2 separate regions of the Homo sapiens genome follow, and region 1 is linked to region 2. Evidence: read pairs that join two places in POLR2A ChIA-PET (ENCODE). Cell type or tissue: PC-9. All regions are shown on one strand.

Region 1 (5,000 bases), 170 kb after region 2:
ACCTTGCTTATTACTTATCTTCCAGAAAACAGCCTGGCTACAGGGAGCGATGCCTCAGGTTTCTGGGACCACTTTCTCTCTCTCTCTTTTTTTTTTTTTTTTTTTTTTTTTGAGACTGAGTCTTGCTCTGTCGCTCAGGCTGGAGTACAGTGACGTGATCTCAGTTCACTGCAACCTCTGCCTCCCAGGTTCAAGCGATTCTCCTGCCTCAGCCTCCCGAGTAGCTGGGACGACAGGGGCACATCACCACACCTGGCTGTTTTTTATATGTTTTAGTAGAGATGGTGTTTCGCCATGTTGGCCAGGCTGGTCTCGAACTCCTGACCTCAGGTGATCCACCTGCCTTGGCCTCCCAAAGTGCTGGGAGTACGGGTGTGAGCCATTGAGCCTGGCCAACTTTCTAATCTCTCTCTCTCTCTTTTTTTTTTTTTCCTTTTTGAGACAGAGTCTCACTCTGTCGCCCAGGCTGGAGTGCAGTGGTGCAATCTCAGCTCACTGCAACCTCTGCCTCCTGGGTTCAAGCAATTCTCATGCCTCAACCTCCTGAGTAGCTGGGATTACAGGTGTGTGCCATCATGCCCGGCTAATTTTTGTATTTTTAGTAGAGATGTGATTTCTCCATGTTGGCCAAGCTGGTCTCTAACTCCTGAACTCAGTTGATCCACCAGACTTGACCTCCAAAAGTGCTGGGATTACAGGCGTGAGCCACTGCACCCACCGCGACTTTCTCATCTCTTCTATTCCCTGCCTTTCCTGACCAGCCCAGCCTGGCCACCAAGTCTGTTTACTCTGAGTACGGCAAAAGAGCATGAGAAGAGGTTACAGAACAGTGAGCATCTCAGCTCACCAATATCCCTGACACCACAAATGTGCTCTCAGCCTTATCCTGAAGCTTTCCCTGGCCAGGCTGTCACAGTTGCTGAGTAAGACTTTGCCAATGTCTCCTTCCTTCTCCCGTTCTGGGAACCACATTTCTTCAGTCTTGGGATGTTCCTCAGCACCATCTGCTACTTGTTTTCATTGCTCAGTGCCAACTCAGTCTTCTTATCCAGTGCCTGGATTGAACTTTAGGGCATCCCAGCCTTTGGGTATAGGGTACGCTTTCAAGACTAAGCTAGAGCCTTTATTCTGTGGGGTTTTTCTCCCACAACATCTCTCTGATTTTCTATGCGGGGAGGATTCAGACTTCCACTGACTCCAGGAAACTTGACTATCTGTGGTTACAGAAAGAAGGGACTGTTCATAGCCAGGCCAGATGTGACTTCAGCTTGTAAGATCATGAATCAAAGGCAAGGACAATCAGGGGAGAGGCACTACACATCAAATCAGAAGTGAGCTAGGAAGAAAGGGGAGACCAAGAAAGGGGATGATCATTCACTCTGATCATCGGAGTGAAGTTGATCTGACCTGGAGGAAAGCCTATGGCATCATGGAGAGCTCCCTGCTCAGTAGGGAGCTTGGAGGAATTAGTGAGTGACAAGGAACACACAGCTCTGACAGAAGGGGGTTGGGGGTTGGGAAGAGGAAATAAGCCAGAGTCAGGATGGAGGACAGGCTCTTGAGGGGCCCAAAGGTGCCTCTGCACTGTTCCCTGCACCAGTCCAAATTTGTGCCAGGCAGACTTCACTTGGTAGCAAACACTCTGGCTGCCAAAAATTCCTGAGGAGAGAGAAGGGCTAGAGGGCACAGGGAAGGCTTGTGTCCCAATGGGAGAGTTACCGAGTTCGGTTTGGGAGGGAAGGAACAGCTAGGGCAAAGGGCTGGCCCAGCTTTCTCCCCTTCAGACACCCAGCTCTACAAGATCATTTTGCCTGGTGTGTCCCACAGACTGTAGTATAGGCTGGTTCCTCTGCTTCTCATTCCACTTGTCAGTTCTGTAGGCAGGAGGACTGGTACCCAGCAACAGCAGTCACCCACAAAGTAATCTGGTCCTCTCATGCACGTGGGCTGCACTCGTGGCTGGAATATCTGCAGCCAAGGTCTTGGCTCAGAAGTGAATGGCTCAAGCCCAGAAAAAGGCAAAATTCCTCCAAGATGGAAATCAGCCCCTAGGAACCAGGCAGAATAGAGTAATACATGTTTTCCTATGCCCTGAAATCTGGGGAGCCTCAGCAATGCTTAAGACCCAGCAACTTGGGCTCAGCCTTTCCTGAGCGGTGTCAAGTGCCAAAGGACAAACATCATGCTAAAGTCAATTTCTGCGAAAGAGGTTACTGCATATGAAGAGATGGCTGAACCTTCTGACTACATCCTGAGAGCCTCAGGCCGCAGGTAAGGCTGCTTTGATCACCTGGACTCTCTCCTCTTGCCAGGGCATGGTAGAAGGTCTAAGGTCTCACTTAGAAGAGTGATTTCTTCCTATCCCAATAAAGCTGGCTTTTGCCAGCATGGTTTAGTTTAGTTTGTTACAGGGAGGTGAGAGCAGAAAAGGTCCCTGAGCTACTAGCTCCTTGGAAGAAAACCAGAAGCAGCCGGACATGGTGGCTCACGCCTGTAATCCCAGCACTTTGGGAGGCCGAGGCGGGCAGATCACCTGAAGTCAGGAGTTCGAGACCAGCTTGGCCAACATGGTGAAACACCATCTGTACTAAAAATACAAACATTAGTGGTGGTGCGCACCTATAATCCCAGCAACTTTGGAGGCTGAGGCAGGAGAATTGCTTGAACCTGGAAGGCAGAGGATGCCATGCCATGAGCTGTGATCACGCCACTGCACTACTGCCTGGATGACAGAGCAAGACCTTGTCTCAAAAAAAAAAAAGAAAAGAAAAAGAAAAGAAAAAAATCCAGAAGCCTGGCTGGACTTATAGTGCCCATGATCTCAGCTCTCCTCTTGTCCAGACACTGCCCGTTGCCACCTCCCCCTTCCGTGGCCCTTTCTTTTTTTTTTCTTTTTTTGAGACAGTCTTGCTCTTGTCACCCAGGCTGAAGTGCAATGGCGCTATCTCAGCTCACTGCAGCCTCCACCTCACAGGTTCAAGCGATCCTCCTGCCTCAGCCTCCTGAGTAGCTGGGATTACAGGCGCCTGCCACCATGCTTGGCTAATTTTTTTTTTTTTTTTTTTTAGTAGAGACGGGGTTTCATGATATTGGCTAGGCTGGTCTCGAACTCCTGATCTCAGGTGCTCCACCCGCCTCAGTCTCTCAAAGTGCTGGGATTACAGGCGTGAGTCACAGCGCCCGGCCTTCCCTGGCCCTTTCTTGTGGGCTTACTTCCTTTCTTCCTCTTATACCTGAGGAAAGTTGCCTGTCAGTTCATCTAGTCTCTGCTGTCTCCTGCCCTTGTCACTTTTCTTTTACTCACAAAGGAAAAAGACATTCTAGGCTCAGGCCTGGGCCCCAACCCATCCAAGACTTCAGAACACTAGCAGGTACTTGCCTGGCCTGGGACTTTGCTTTCTGTAGCTCAGACTTAAGGAACATGTCTCATTTGAGTCTCAGCACTGGCCTGGGACATGGTGAGGGCCACACTTAGGGAGAGGGCCATCTCCCAGAGCCTCTGCCTAAAGGCCTGAGGCTTACCACAATTTGCAGCCTCAGTATCTGCTTCCTGGCAACTCTAAAGGTCCTTCTCAGGTTGAAATCCCTTTCCAATCCGTCAGGTAACAGTCTACGCCCCCGCAAGCACAAGGCTACCTTCTTTCATCGGCCGTTGGGCTTGTGGGCTTCCTAGAATCATGCCAACCACCTCAGCCCAAGGTAGCCTCAAAGCCAGTAAGTCACCTACAGGTCACATGCTCTCCAAGGAATCCTCACACCACCACCTATGACCCTTAGGAGACAGACACTTGGGTCTTGGCAAGAGCCTGATAGAAAGTTAACTGAGCTGACCAGGCACGATGGCTCATGCCTGTAATCCCAGCACTTTGGGAGGTCGAGGCGGATGGATCGCGAGGTTAAGAGTTCGAGACCAGCCTGGCCAAGATGGTGAAGCCCCGTCTCTACTAAAAATACAAAAATTAGCTGGGTGCAGTGGTAGGTGCCTGTAATCCCAGCTACTCGGGAGGCTGAGGCAGGAGAATCACTTGAACCCAGGAGGCGGAGGTTGCAGTGAGCCGAGATCACACCACTGCACTCCAGCCTGGGCAACAGAGCGAGACTCCGTCTCAAAAAAAAAGAAAGAAAATTAACTGAGCTGGGAGTCCTACTCTTGTTATGGGACTTCAGACAATTCACCTAGCCTCTTGTTATGGGACTTCAGACAATTCACCTAGCCTCTGTGAGTCTCAGCCCTTTTTTCTATAAAATGGAACTTGAACTCACCTTCCTAAAATGACATGGGAATAAAAGTTTTTAAGTTCCTGAATAAAAGTTTTAAGTAACATACAATTGATGGAAACACTGTCATCCCAATGGCTACACAGCTACCTAGACAGCTCCTATGACTCAAAAGTAACTACTTTCACAGTCCAGGAAGTACCTACCTATTTCAAACTGTCCCAAAGATTCTATGTGCGTAAGTGATTCTTCACCACAAAGGAACAACTTCTGGGTTCAAGTGGAAGACAAGGAATACACAAATGGCCTCAGTTTCAAGTATCTCATGCCCTCTTCTTTGCCTTAAAACACTTTGCCTCAACTTAGGCGAGGGGAAAACAAAGTGGGCAATGTTTGGGAAGGCCTAAACATCTGCCCCTGAAGCCTCTGGAGGTAAGGGGCCTGAGAGGACAGCAAAGCCATCAAGAACATAGGATTGAGGTCAGAGACCTAAGTTTTAGTTCCCAGTCAACCACTAATTAGCAAAATAAATTTATACAAGTTTCTTAATGTCTTTGAGCCTCAGTTTTCAGTATCTATAAAATGAAGACAACACCATCTACATCTTATAAGGCTGATGTGAGGATAACATGAGATTAACGATTGTACAATGCCTGGCACATAATCAATAGTCAATAATGGTTACTAATTTTATAATGAAAGTCTTTCTGGTGACAAGGAGTATTTGGAGTTCTGGCTATCTCAAGATAGTTCTAATGATAAGCCAGGGGCTAGGGCCTCAT
Region 2 (5,000 bases):
TGCACAAAAGTCATTATTTCATTCCTTTTTATGGCTGAGTAATATTCAAATACTGATTAAAATAGTAATAATAAATGCTGTTGATAAAACTTGTTGAATATCAATAGAGAAAAAAACTGATTTAGATTGCCATCTCATACCACAATATAATAAATTCCAAAAATATGAGGGTGAATTTAAAAGTTTAACTAGAAGAAAACAAAATATATACATATTTCAATGAAGAGCAGAGATAATTTCCCAATTGAAATGGGGATAATAGAAATTATTCTATTGAAGCAATAGAAATGTATCAATTATAAAGTATTTGAGTTTAATGCTATTAAATTTGAAATGCTACAGGAAGGGAAAAAAGATTAAAAGCAACAGAGTAGGGGAAAAATTTTAACTAACACTGTAGATATAAGTTTTCTCTCTAAAACTTTTAGGGAGCTGATAAAAATCTATCAAGATAACACCCTGTCTCCAATACCATATCATCCATGTCCAACAGAGGATAAGGACAGTCACAGTGTTCACAATATAAAACATTGGAGGAAACATCCCCCAAGAATAGTTTACAGGCATGTACATTAAAACAATTTTTAAAGTACACCTCACATCTATTAAGTAGAAAAAACTGACACTAGCTTTAATTTGATATAAGAGTGTGGATTTGGTTACATGTTGCTTATAGCACATTCAGCAGGTACAGTCTTTCAGAAAGGAATTCTGTTAAGACAAAAGTCATTAAATGACAGCTTATGATCTAGCATTTCTACTTTGAGCACTGTATCATGAAGAAATAATTCAAAAGAAAAAATTTTTACAAAGATATTTATAGCTGCAGCTATATATTAGAGCTAAAATCTGGAAATAGCCCGAAGGTCTGTCTGTGGAGGAGAATAGTATACTAATGCAATGGAATATACTGCCACTAGAAATGACAAATGTGAGGATTGCAAAACATTTTGGCAACAACTATAGCAAGTAATGGTATTTTTAAAACTAAGTTAAATTTATAAAGGTAGAGGTGGGGAGACACTACATAAAATTATGTCTCCATAAATAACAGGTCTAGGCTGGGCTTGGTGGCTCACAACTGTGATCCCAGCACTTTGGGAGGCCAAGGAGGGTGGACCACCTGAGGTCAGGAGTTTGAGACCAGCCTGGCCAACATGGTGAAACCCTGTCTCTACTAAAAATACAAAAATTAGCCAGGCGTTGTAGTGGGCGTCTGCAATCCCAGCTACTCGGGAGGCTAAGGCAAGAGAATTGCTTGAACCTGACAGGTGGAGGTTGCAGTGAGCCGAGATTACACCATTGCACTCCAGCCTGGGCGACAAGAGCGAAACTCCGTCTCAAAAAAAAAAAATAATAATAATAATAATAATAATACTAACAGGTCTAGGCTGGGCGCGGTGGCTCACGCCTGTAATCCCAGCACTTTGGGAGGCCGAGGCAGGCGGATCACGAGGTCAGGAGACAGAGACCATCCTGGCTAACGCAGTGAAACCCCGTCTCTACTAAAAATACAAAAAATTAGCCAGGCGTGGTGGCGGGCGCCTGTAGTCCCAGCTACTCGGAAGGCTGAGGTAGGAGAATGGCATGAACCCGGGAGGCAGCGCTTGCAGTGAGCTGAGATCGCGCCACTGCACTCCAGCCTGGGCGACAGAGCGAGACTCCGTCTCAAAATAATAATAATAATAATAATAATAATAATAATAATAATAACAGGTCTAAAGATGTTAATAGATGGTGCTTTATTAAGTGATCAATTGTTGAAAATATATCACATAATTGTTGACAGTTATGTCTTCCTATTTACCTTTAACTAAAGAGCAGATTAAATAAAACTGAAAAAGCACAGAAGGCAGACTTAGGAAACTGGGATCTATATCCCAATTCTACCGCTTACTAATTATACAACCCAGGTAACTAACTTCTCCAATTATCCATTTCTTCACCTATAAAATAAGGATAATATTTCACACAATTGTTTTTTAAAATGACACCTAAAACGAAGTACAATACATGTTATAAATCACTACAAAAAAAGTTAATTATCTTTACATAAGTATAGGTAGTAGATAATATCCATTAATGGTGTTGTCACTAATGTGACTCTAATAATCATTCGTTTTTCTTCTAATTAGTTTAGTTATAACTATTAGAAATTGTTCCTCCAATATCAAACATTTGTTATTTTTCAGGCTGAACAATTAGGACTTGGCTATACACATGTTAAGGCTAAAATCTTTTACTGAATTATTCTGTTGGGTGAATGTAGTCCCTGGTTTTAAATCACTATAGAGCCACCTACACTACCAGACTACTGCTGAGGACAGTAAAAGATACTTAACAGGATGGGCCAAAGGAACTGAAATCTAAATGAAAAAAAAAATAGACTTCCCTGTCTGCTCCTCGTATCTGCAAATCCCTCCCAGATATAAAGGAAGAAACTGTTTACAGTTATATCTCTTCTCTTGAATTAGGTCTAAAATTAATGAGTGGTGATGAAACTAAAAAGGGAGTACTCTGGATCATAGCAGGAAGAAAACGAAAGTAAAAGAATGGATATATTTCCTGAATTGGAATAAAGACAGCACTTCTCTCACCTCCCTGGTCACTTAACTGCCATGTGACACTTTACTAGGGGTCAAAATACTCCCCTGAGGGTTTGATCATAGCACCAAGAAACTTTCAAAGTTGAACTTTAGAAGCTGCTACCAAACAGCAGGTGCAGGCATCCTCTCCCAAGAAGAATATCATAATCAAAACACTTGGCTGTAGTCCTTCAAATTTAGACTTTGAAAAAAAAAAAAAGTTCAATTTGGCTTTGACTTGAAAAAGCTCTACTTTGTTAAAAACAATTTAACAACTCAGCTTTTTCATATCTTTTGTCTAACCATCTTGGATGGTTACAGTTTCCCTAGCTGTTGGCCAAATCATATCTATATTTTTATTGGCTTCAGCACCTGAAAAATCCAAAGAAATTTTTAATATATCTCCTTTCTCTGAAAACAGGTATCCCTCCATCCCTGTGGGAACGTGTCACTGCCAGTCAAAGGGGGTCAGGAGAACAAGGCAGCAGAAGAAAAGTACCTGAGAAGACAGGAGCAGGTACCCCTTGGAATTCACCAGGGACCCTTGCTCCCATCCTTGAAGAGGCCTCTGGCCAGCCATTTCTCCATATGGTTACTAATGTAAAGTGAGGGTGCTCCTCTCAAAAAAATGATTAGTGCCCTGTAAATAAATCTCTCCGTGGATGTTAATGCACAGAGGACCTGGCCCCGTGGGCCTGGCTGAACTGCCATTTTCCCAGCCCTCCTTCTCTTGCCTCAGGCTCATTTTTCCACTAGGCCCCTTCTCTCTCAGCTTTCCGGCACTTAGTAACCATTAGAGTTTGCATTCCTGGGCATATGACCTATTTTAAACAAAAACAACACAACATGCACCCACAGTAAGCTATCTGGCCCCTTCAAATCTTGGCAAGTGAGTCCAGAGGGACAGAAATTAATCTAGGCAGTTATCTAGAATGACCTTTCATTTCCCCTCTCCTTGCTCACACCCCAAAACCAAAAGCAAATAAATAAACCTAGTCTGAAGAAAACTGGCTGGGGGGAAGGAAGGGGAAGTGTAGGTATATCGAAGAGGTCTTAAACAACATAATCTCTGAGATCAGAAAACTCCTGGAACACAGATCAATTTCCCTCTCTGTCCCATCTCACAGCTTGATTCCCCTGGAAGCCACCAATGCTGACCAACTGCACGGATGGCATGATTTCCATAAGCATAACATCCTGCTGATTTGGAAGGAAACTCAGGAAAGGAAAGTGTCTCCAAGTGTACAACAAGGCCATGTCAAGGGGCACCAGGCCAAGGAGGGGAAAACAGGGTTACACAAAATGCTTGGGGCTTGGAATTTTATTTTATTTTAATTAATTAATTTTTTTGAGACAGGGTCTCACTGTGTCACCCAGGCTGGAGTGCAGTAGCACAATCTGGGCTCAACGCAACCTCCACCTCCCAGACTCAAGTGATTCTCCTGCCTCAGCCTCCCAAGTAGCTGGGATTACAGGCACATGCCACTCCTACCCAGCTAATTTTTTATTTTAGATGGAGTCTTGCTCTGTTGCCCAGGCTGGAGTGCAATGGCACAATCTCGGCTCACTGCAACCTCCGCCTCCCAGGTTCACGCCATTCTCCTGCCTCAGCCTCCCAAGGAGCTGGGACTACAGGCGCCCGCCACCATGCCCGGCTACTTTATTTTTGTAATTTTAGTAGAGACAGAGTTTCACCATGTTAGCCAGGATAGTCTCGATCTCCTGACCTTGTGATCCACCCGCCTTAGCCTCCCAAAGTGCTGGGATTACAGGCGTGAGCCACTGCGCCTGGCCTACCCAGCTAATTTTTGTATGTTTAATAGAGATGGGGTTTCACCATGTTGGCCAGGCTGGTCTTGAACTTCTGACCTCAAATGATCCACCTGCCTCGGCCTCCCAAAGTGCTGGTGTGAGCCACAGCACCAGGCCTTGGGGCTTGGAATTTTATATTAACACTATCTCTTGATTTCTCTTATCTTCTTTCTCTCCAGATTTTTCCCCAGATTGCCTGTTCTCACCAGTTCTTCTATCAATGCTAAGAACTTGGCTTTAGTGTAAAGTATTTAAGCAGCCAAAGATAAGAACCTTCTAACTTTTCATTTATACTTGCATTAGCCTGAATCTTCCAATAGCTTCAGTAGCAGAGGTTTATAATTAAGGTTCAAACAAAATTAATAAAAAATCTTTATATCATGTTAAATTGCTTATCCTTTTGGCCAAGGAACAGAGAATAGCCCCAAAATTCAGAGTGAAGGGAAACTGTAGGAAACATGCCAGCATGAGGACAAGACCATGCACAAAGAGGGCATGGAGCTGACTGAACTGACCCACAGCTCCCTTGAAAGACCCCCAGCTGTCAACCCACTTTACCCATTCAACTCACTTTTCATGCTTCACACTATGCAACTGGACTCC

Evidence for each region. Peaks named below come from ENCODE experiments on the same cell type or tissue, not always from the same donor. Only the 100,000 strongest peaks of a DNase experiment are listed, where the experiment ranks them.
Region 1: POLR2A ChIA-PET joins it to region 2 with 9 read pairs; 2 of 35 experiments call an interaction of 5 or more read pairs at or near these places.

Annotation. Positions count from the first base shown.
Region 1 is chr10:101,850,005-101,855,004 of GRCh38, forward strand. The region is part of intron 24 of ARMH3 (armadillo like helical domain containing 3); the gene reads right to left. LOC101927445 (a long non-coding RNA gene) reads left to right here and starts at 1,942. Exons shown (of 3, transcript XR_946261.3): 1 at 1,942-2,271. In PC-9, no CTCF peak of the experiment used is centred here; no DNase peak of the experiment used is centred here.
Region 2 is chr10:101,680,047-101,685,046 of GRCh38, forward strand. The region is part of intron 1 of FBXW4 (F-box and WD repeat domain containing 4); the gene reads right to left. Among named protein-coding and RNA genes, the nearest start is that of FBXW4, 13 kb to the right of the region's middle. In PC-9, no CTCF peak of the experiment used is centred here; no DNase peak of the experiment used is centred here; H3K27ac peaks cover 443 bases.